Linked DNA regions of Homo sapiens: region 1 is linked to region 2. The links are chromatin loops, found by intact Hi-C in ENCODE. Cell type or tissue: endothelial cell of umbilical vein. All regions are shown on one strand.

Region 1 (5,000 bases), 160 kb after region 2:
GACAAAACAGACTTTTTGTAACAATAAGATACCAGATTCCAACCTGATTCTGGTATAGCATCACATGACAGATAACAGGCCCTAAAAAAATGAAAATATTTTACCCCGAAATACATTTCTTTGACCTTTTTTTTTTTTTTTTGAGGTGGAGTCTCGCTCTGTGTCCCAGGCTGGAGTGCAATGGCACGACCTCGGCTTACTGCAATCTCTACCTCCCAGGTTCAAGCGATTCTCCTGCCTCAGCCTCCTGAGTAGCTGGGATTGTAGACACCCACCACCATGCCCGGCTAATTTTTGTATTTTTAGTAGACATGGGGTTTCACCATGTTGGCCAGGCTGGTCTCTAACTCCTGGCCTCAAGTGATCAACCCACCTCGGCCTGCCCAAAGTGCTGGGATTACAGGCGTGAGCCACCACGCAGAAACCAGCTCTTACATGCTGAGTAGTTCACCACACAGAGAAAGGCCTTTTAGAATTCAAGTGATCTTCTAAGGTTTATTTTAACTGTATACTATCATGTGCAAAGTATCATAGCATTAAAATATCTCACCTTAGGCCTCCAGCCAATGCTTTTATTTAATTAATTAATTTATTTATTTGAGACAGGGTCTCACTCTGTTCCCAGGCTGGAGTACAGTGGCACATTCATAGCTCACTGGTGCCTTGACCTCCTGGGCACAAGCAATCCTCCCACCTCAGCCTCTGGAGTAGCTATAGCTAGGACTACAGGTGTGCACTACCACGTGCAGCTAATTTTTTTTTTTTTTTTTTTTTTCTGTAGAGATGGGGTTTCACCATGTTGCCCAGGCTGGTCTCAAACTCCTGGGCTCAAGTGATCTACCCACCTCAACCTCCCAAAGTGCTAGGATTACAGGGTGAGCCACAGTACCCAGCCTAAGATTTGAATATTCTCAAGGTCTCTTAGTTCCTACAATGCAGTAATTTTGTAGCAGTTTGAAAATCCAGACATACTATATAGGTTTTCCCAGCTACTCCTTGAGTTGGCTTTGTTTCTGCTATTTAGTCTCAGGAACTGTTGCAGTGGTTCCTATCTACATCTGTGATAAACAGCTTTTCCTAGAACAACTTGCAGACATGGCAATGTTCAGGTTTAAGTAGACGATGTACTATTGTGTTTGGCAGGAGAGGCCATTAAAAAAAAAAAAAGCAGCCCTCATACTAAATTTCTTTTGAAAGGTGTTACTGATCAAAAAATATAGCTCAGAATTGAAAATTGTTTGGACTAAATAACTGTGTCCTTTCTCTCACCTTCCCATTCAATCCTTCCACCTAAGTAGATTGATATGAAAAAGTACATAGGATTGCTTAAAGCTTTTATCTTTGTTAGTAATCACCCTGGAAGAATTTTTAAATTATTGATTTAAGTAGAATCTTTTATTCTTGGTTTAAATGTATACAAAAACTACCTACATGCTCACCTACAATCTCGATTTTCTTTGAAATTCATCTATTTTCTCACTTGTCTACATCAAGGGGAAATAGGGAGCGAGGATAGGTCTGAACCAAAGTACTCCCACTTAAATGGCATGATGTGTCTACGTATCTATGTGTGTGTGCGTGCCTGTGTGTGCACATAGCAAATTACTGGTTGCAATAAAATTTGTTAGAATTTCAATTTGGCTTCATTAAGTCTGAGACAGTGAAGTAATACTAAGGGAGAAATAGAATAGGTGAAGAGAAATAAATACTAGATCAATTTTCTTTCAAGAAAGACGTTTTAGAAGAAGTAGTATTCATTTTTTAGGTCATCATTGACATTTCTCAATATTATATTCCTATAAACTGCATATCAGGACTTGTATGTGCTTGAGGAAGCTACATTTTCACAGCAGGAGAGGAAATCAGAATAAAGCATTGAGATGCAGGTGCACAGTAATACAAGTGGGCTCTTTCCCCTGCAGCCTGAATGCCTGGCCAATAATGCAGAAGCTCTTGGAGCCGGGCTCTCAGGGTCTCCCGGAGCTAAGCCAAGAAGTATGGGGGTGGGGCAGGGGGGGTCAGGAGAGAATAATTGTTATTCAGTCTTCTTTAATGAGATGTATTGCCCACTGCTGAAAGATTGTGGCAGTGCCTTTTGTTATGCTAATTAGACACCATTAGAGCTTGGCTCTCTTTGATTTCTGCTTAATCTTTTCTGCTTCCTCAGCCTCAATCCTGACTGGCAAATGGTTGAAAGATGGTGGGGTGTACTGCACGTGTTATTTATTGCTCACATCTATGCTGAGTTCTTTGGGGAATGGGGGGGAATGTAAGATTTATCTTACCAAAGGCAGTTCCTATTTTGGACGTTCATTTTTGGCTTATTTTTAAAAAATGAATTTTTTGATAATGATTACTTTCTGCCTTTTAAGTCCAAATGCCACTGTTTTTTATATGGTTGCTTTTGCAGCCACACTGAATGGAAAATGACAGATTGGAAAATGTAGATGGCCTCTCCTTGGTTGCCTGATTTTCCCTAAAAACAGTGAGCAAGCTGATCATGCCATAAGGTTTTAGAGATGCTGTGGTCAACCAGAAAAATGGAAGCAAGAATAATTTAATGGTCAAAAAGAGCAATTTTGCTATTCAAAATTCCTGCCTTTACAGTTTATAGACATGTGTATACATTCCTTCCTAAAACTAAAACATTACATTTACATGATTACCACAGTTAAGAGTGTGGTGAGGTTTTTTTTTTAATTTTTTTGAAAAATGACTAATATCCTTTCTAAAACAGTGAAATGGTAGATTTCCGTTAAATTTTTAAAAACAACATCATAATGTTTTAGAGCAGCCCTCTCCAATAAAAATATGGTATCAACCACAGATGTTACTTCACATTTTTTGATAGCCGCATTAACAGAGTAAAAAGAAACAGGTGAAATTTGTTTGAATAATATATTTTATTTACTCCAGTATATCAAAACTATTATCATTTCAGCCTGTATTCAGTATAGAAATTAATGAGATGTCTTACATTCTTTTATTCATGTGAAATTTTTGAAATCCGGTGTGTACTTTGCACTGGTGTATGTTTGATAACACATCTCAATTGAGATTCGCCACATTTTAAGTGCCCAGTGGCCACATATGGCTAGGACTACTGTATACATGGTGCAGTTTTAAAGTAATTGGGTAATTCACCACTTGCCTAAAACAACTGGCAGGATAGAATCCATTTTTAACATTATAGATTAAATATTATGAGGTATGTGACCTTGACCAAGTCACTTAATCTCTAAGGGACCTGTATTCTCATCTGTAATATGAAGAGTTTGTCCTAAATGATCTCTGAAGTCCTCTCTTCTATCCAATCCAGCTCTGAATTCATGATTTTAAAAATTCTCATTTAGAAGTTGGGTAGGCTGGAGCTTATCCATCCTTTCTCATAATTTAGTATTTGAAAAGAAGCTTTCTTATGCCATAAAGATAATTAGAAAGCGTCCTGCATACCACACCCACACCTTTTTTTCTTCCAAATGTCTGAATCTTTCTTGGAATTATTCTGAGTTTTATACCATTGGTAATGCCTGGTGGTGTAGCTCACTGAGTTGCCTGACTCCCCATGCTTTTGGAATGAGGACTTGGAGCAATGAAGGTGTGAGGGAAGTTGGCAAGTAGTTACTGCAGATTACTAGATTACATAAACAATCTCTCTCTCCAATGCTTTTGCTTTTGCTTTTCTCTTTTTTTAAATTTGGCTTACTTTTTGTGTCGTCAGTGAAACAAAACTTCTACAAGCACCTTCCAAGAAAGTGACCTATTAAATGTTATCACTGGTCACTTATGTACCTTTTGGGGATGGGGAATGTATGAAAAAAATTTTTTCCCAGAAGCACAGCCCAGTTTCATACATATTTTTGCCCATTTGTGAAAAAAAAGGACATTTCCTTATTTTAGTGTTTATTCGTTGAAAATTAAGTGAAACTTTTTTCACATATGTGCTGTATGTAGATAATTTAGATTTTTGGTTTTGAATTGCTTTTTTAGCAGTTTGTTTTTCTGTTGGGAACATTTATTGTTTTCTTACTGTTTTGTAAAGGCTCTTCATATTATATAACCTATAACATGTCATTAGTATATATGTCATACTTGCAATTTTTTTCTATTTGCTTTTTGACTTTGTTTATGACAATCTTAATATACTTTTTTTAATCAGTAGTTAAAAACTTCTCATTTATGGCAACATAGCATTATGTTAAAAATGTTTCATCAACACGTTACATGTCTAATAATTTATATTTCCTCCAAGTATTTTGTGGCTTCTTCTTTTTCATCTTTTCAACTGACAAATAAAATTGTATCTATTTAAGATGCACAACCTACTTTTATGAGTAGGTCCCTTTCTGAGAATCTGCTCTCAAAGAAGACTGGCCTAGACTTGCCAAGTAATGGCTGAGAGAGACCAGTGGGAATAGATCAAGAGGGTGGAAGTGAACGGAAATTCTGTTCAATTTTTAGGTTTGCGCTTTTCATAAAAAAGTTCTACACTTATATCCAGTGTTGGCTCCATGGGCCCTTTCCATGAATCAGATCTCATGGATAGATCTTACTGGCAGTATCTGGCCATAGAACTTCAGTTTTCAATATTGAGCACTTTCCCAGGCTGCCTGGGCATGACAGAGCTTGCCCAGTGTGGGGAAAAACAGACCTGATGTACTTTGTGCCGGCTCTGTGATAGGAGGGTCAACTTGTTTGGGTTTGTTGAGAGGGTAGATTTCATGTTATATGTTCTTACCACAATTTTTTTTTTTAATTCCACAAAAAGCTTTATAGGCAATACCTTTGAATGCTCTAGAATACTCAGAATGTACAGGCAGGTGGTTAAAATGCAGCTGCTTTTTGAACTGGCAGTTTAGGTAGCACTAGATTTGGATCCCTGACGCCAGGCAGGAAGGCATCAGTGTGGCATTTCCTGTGTAACTATTTGCTCTTACTATTGGCTCTCGATCAGCAGATGAAAATAGCTTTGTTACTAAGAATGGGATTTTGCCCCCAGC
Region 2 (5,000 bases):
AAATAAATATATGATAGAGAGTAAAATAATGAAAGATTTTGGCAATTATATTTTAGCCAAGAAAATAATGAGAAATACCTATTTTCTTGCATCTCACATTAACATCTGTTAGGTTACACTTACTATTATGAGATGAGGGTTCACTTTAGAGATGAGTCAATAGTATAAATATTAGAAGCAATTTTCTAGGACAAAGTATAGAATGGTTTTATAGGTGACATGTGCCTGTGCAATGTTGACCTATTAATAGAATTTATTTATTTATACCCATGCACAGGAATGGAAGCATTTCACAGACAGACATGTAAGAGGTTAAGATTTTTAAAAATGCAGCTGAAGAGGCCAGGCATGGTGGCTCACACCTGTAATCCCAGCACTTTGGGAGGCTGAGGCGAGCAGATTGCTTGAGCCCAGGAACTCAAGACCAGCCTGGGCAATGTAGTGAAACCCCATCTCTTAAAAAAAAAAGAAATTGGTTGAAGAAATCAAGAGAAAGGGCACAATTAATGTAGGAAAAATGAGATGATTACAATGATAAGATTACCATCAAAAATACATGTCCTCCAGCCTCATACACTTATTAGACTTCATATTTCATCACAGATTTTTAGAAGCCAATGCAAAAAAGAAAATATTATCAGTAACATGCTTTACACAGTCTATAAGATAGAGGTGTCAGAGACGGGGAACACAGCTGTTCCTGCTTTGAGACTGGAATGGAAAATCTGCCAGTGGCCTGTCTTGTGATACTTCATGTCCTCATCTCTGGGCACATGGGAACTGCTTTCCTTTCTTCCTCACTGTAAGTGAGAGTGCCAGATCACAGTTCAAAAAAAGTCCAAGTACAAAGTCTTTTCCCAGCATGGCTTAATTCAACAACAAATTTAGACCAGCTAGAGGAATTAACTGATGGACCCCACATCTTTCAGCCAGTTATCTGCTGTTTCTCATGGCTATGTTTTTGATAAAATATTGGGTAGCAGAAAACTTGATATTGTATTATCTGAACAGTACTTAGACTAAAAATGTATTTTGTTGCCCAATAAGGACAGATCCACAGGCTTTAAAAATCCACTTGTCTGATATAACTGTAATTATTTCTTACGAAGTTGATGTGAAAGAAATCATTTTAAATTTTGCTCTGGTTAAGTGCAGATTGTACAATCAGTCACCTCTTCTCCATCCTTTCTCCTCCCCAAAATTCTCTTTATTTTTTGGACTATAAAAATGGGCTAAGATAATCTTTCATCAGTGTCATTCATAGTCAAACACACTGTTTTTCTTATTAAACATACCCCTCTCTATATGCTTTGCTGTATGTTTCAGTTAGTTTTTCTTAAACACTGACATGTCTGCTCTAGTTTTGTTGTTTTGGTTTGGTTTGGTTTAGTTTATTTGTATTATATACTTAATCAAATTTTAAAGAAATGCAAAAGTGGATGAATATTCCTATTTTTCTTCTTTTAGAACTTTCAGGCTGTCCCACCTGACTTCTCTTTCTGTTTGGAGGCATGTAGATTTGGGGTTGTTTGTTTGGGGGTAGGAATGTAATAAGTAGTGAAATGAAGGGGAACAAAAAGAATTTTAACTATTATTTTCTCCAGGCCCTGGAAACTGAAGTTCTTAGGGCACTTGAGTATTTAGGTGCTCTAATTATTCTCTTTGAAATAAATAGTAGGGTGGTTTTATAAACCTCTGCTACTATTTCTAGCTGTAAAGAAGTTTATCAAGAGAAAGAAAGCTTCATTCCAAACTTCTCTGACAGCTTGCTAATTCATCTGCTTGCTTCTTGTTGGTTTATATTATCGACATGGTACAACCTTATAGGAAAAAAAGAATACAATGCATGTTAAATTTTAACTACTTAAATTGTTCTCTAAATTCACAACTGAACACCTCTTAATTTGTATTCCATTTCTCCCATCATTGTTTTGAATGAACATTTCTATGATTCAGTCTGGTCCATATAATTTATCATTTTTTAGAGGTTACATAACATTTTATTGACATTCTTTTTTTTGCTTACTCATTTCTCGTTGTTAAACATTTGGATTGTTTTCAGTTTCTAACTATCATGCAAGGAGTGTGGTTATTAGTTCTTTTTCCTTTATTTGAGGTGGAGATCATAGAAGCAAGTTAAAATTAAATAAATATATGTAATATTGTTGCTGCTAATATATTAACATTAGATAATACAAACCTGGTAGAGTCTGGTTGTATTTTTCTGTTCTGTATGTTCACTGTAAGATATTTTGTATATCTTTATATATTCAAAATATTCTGTAATTTTACTCATTTTGTGGAATTCTTCTGAAACAGGCTGTGAAAACATTTGATTTGGAGTCAAGAAATAAGTTTCTTGTTGCTGTCAATTGGGAAAACGGATTTTATCTCTTTAGCTTCACTTTGAGTCTCATCTTTTGAATGAGAAGACTAGATTAAAGAAACTCTGAGGTTCACCTTTGCTCTAAAATTTCATCATTTTAGTAACTTGCTACATAGTTTTACAATTTTAAATAATTATACAGGTTTATTATTGCATTTTTGCTTTTATGATGTTTTCGTGGCTTTATCTGTAATTTAATACTGAGTCACATTCAGGAGGGCAATAATCAGTGTTTTTATTATTATGAAAAAAGGCAGACTTTTATGATACATTTTCCAGGAATTCATTGTAGAGTGTAATGGAGACTGCTTGTGTATGAAACCAGACACAACTGCAGTCTTAACTATGATGTTATCAGAGAAAATTGTTTCCCTTCCAGACACTTCAGGTTGTTTGGTTGTCTTTATCTGTTATTGGACATGACTTTATGAATTATTTTGTCTATTTACCATAATGACTAACTGCCAAGGGTGCTCAGAAACCTCTCAATGAGCCTCAAACTTCCTTGTATTCTCTCTTCTTCTTCCTCCTTGTCATAAATTCTCATCACTTGACCTCTTCTTATTCTCTAATCTTCTGGCTTCTACCTGCCCTGGACCTCATGGTCCTCCCTTCTAGGGATGCCTTTCATAATAGCTTTGGCATTCCTTTACTTCTAAACACACTCATCTCCCAGCCATAACCCTACCACCAGCACCAACAGCCACCCCCGCCCTACCTCCAGATTGCTAAAAATCCTGGCTGAAGGGGTTGTAGTGTTTAATCTCCACAGAGCCCTCTTTGCTGTTCATCAGTCTATTTTCCTTTTCAGTACATTCTTCCATATTCATATTAGCCATATCAAATCTTCTTCGTCTACTTCAAGTATAATACTCCAACTTTACCTAACTTATTCTCAGGAACAGGATTGGACCTCACAAGTACCACCTCAGCTCTCCTCCTTATCAGCCCCAAAATGCAGTTATATACTGGCCATTGTCTTCATTCTTCCTGCCTAAGAAGTTGTTTCTCCTGTCTTCAGTGGATTGAAGTAGATTCTAATGGACAGTGCTATGGTTTAAATGTTCCCTTCAAAATTCATGTTGAAATTTAATTGCCATTTTGATGACATGAAGAGAGAGATTTAAGTGATCACCTCTTAAAGCCCTCGTGAATGGATTAATGCTGTTATCACCAGAATGGGTTAGTTATCATGGGAGCTCAGCTCCCTTTTCCTGTCTCAAGTGCTCACTTGTCCTTCTGCCCTCCACCACAGGATGATACAGTATGAAAGCCCTCACAGATGTGAACGCCATGTTTTGGACTTCCCAGTCACCAGAACTAAGAGCCAAATAAACTTCTGTTGTTTATAAATTCCCCAGTCTATGGTAATCTGTTACAGCAGCAGGAAACAGGCTAATATAAGTGGGGAGGTAAGACCAATGAGAGTAACAGATCTGGAGAACTGAGTGTAGATCATGTTCTGGAAAACAGAATCATTTGGGATAAGAGCCTGTGCAGAGTCAGCCAAAAGCTTTGGCCCAGAAATCTGAGGTGGAGCTCACTTGGCCCGTGGTGCTAAGGAGAACCAGAGAGGAAGACATAAGGGTGGACTAAACACAGGAACTGAGGAGGAGTCAGAGAATCCAAGAACAAGGCAGGTGGGCCTAGGTACTAGAGAATCTGAAGAAACCTGGTGTATTAGGGTCATCTGGGCTGAATGGAGTCACAGTGATGAATGGAAGCCCAGGGAGTCTGTCAATACTTTGTCTGGAATGTTGAAAGAAATTCCTAATTGGCTACTTTTTTCTAACTCTGGCTCACCTCCTGCATTTTCAACAATAGTAATAGTTAACATTTAAGGGTTTTCTCTGTGCCAAGCAGTATCTTAGAACCATATAGACATTATCTCATTTGATCTTGACAACATTCAGCTAGTGTATTTATTAGTCTGCTCACGCTACCATAACAAAATGCCATAGTCTGAGTGGCTTAAACAATAGAAATATATTTTCTCACCATTTTAGAGGCTGCAAGTCCCAGATCAGGTGCCAGCAGATTCTGTTTCTGGTCAGGTCTCTGTTCCTGGTTTGCAGATGGCTGCCTTCTTCCTGTGTCCTCCACTGGGCCTTTCCTCTGTGTGTGACATGGGGAGAGAGAGCTCTGGTGTCTCTTCCTTTCCCTATAAGGACACCAATTCTATCAGCTCAGGGCTCCACCCTTAAGACCTCATTTAACCTTAGTTACCTAAAGGTGCTATCTCCAAATACAGTCACACTGGGGTATTAGGGCTTCAACATGTAAATCTTAGGGGGACACAATCCATTCATAACAGCTAGTTAGGTATTATCCTTAATTTGTAGATTAAAAAATAGAGACTTAAAGTGGCTCAAAGGCACATAACTAGTTACCAAATGCTGCTCGACCTTATAACCTGAATGTTCAATTGGTACTTCAAATTCAGATTGTCTAAGATGGAAATCATATTCCCTTCTCCAAGCAAACATCACATCTTTGAGACCTTTTTGTTTCTCTTCATTGTACTTATGCTTTCAAAGTCACCAGGCATTAAAATTTGAAGATACTGTGCTTCGGGCTATTTTCCTTCTTTCTCCTTACATCAAACATCTAACTA

Evidence for each region. Peaks named below come from ENCODE experiments on the same cell type or tissue, not always from the same donor. Only the 100,000 strongest peaks of a DNase experiment are listed, where the experiment ranks them.
Region 1: a loop joins it to region 2, with 14 times the contacts of the local background. A loop is called at or near these places in 2 of 110 quality-filtered maps.

The regions. Positions count from the first base shown.
Region 1 is chr6:21,184,071-21,189,070 of GRCh38, forward strand. All of the region lies in intron 13 of CDKAL1 (CDKAL1 threonylcarbamoyladenosine tRNA methylthiotransferase), which reads left to right. Among named protein-coding and RNA genes, the nearest start is that of LINC00581, 330 kb to the right of the region's middle. RefSeq lists an enhancer at 1,740-2,466. In endothelial cell of umbilical vein, no CTCF peak of the experiment used is centred here; DNase peaks (open chromatin) are centred at 2,811 and 4,961; H3K27ac peaks cover 742 bases.
Region 2 is chr6:21,024,026-21,029,025 of GRCh38, forward strand. All of the region lies in intron 11 of CDKAL1 (CDKAL1 threonylcarbamoyladenosine tRNA methylthiotransferase), which reads left to right. Among named protein-coding and RNA genes, the nearest start is that of LINC00581, 490 kb to the right of the region's middle. In endothelial cell of umbilical vein, no CTCF peak of the experiment used is centred here; a DNase peak (open chromatin) is centred at 2,766; H3K27ac peaks cover 2,565 bases.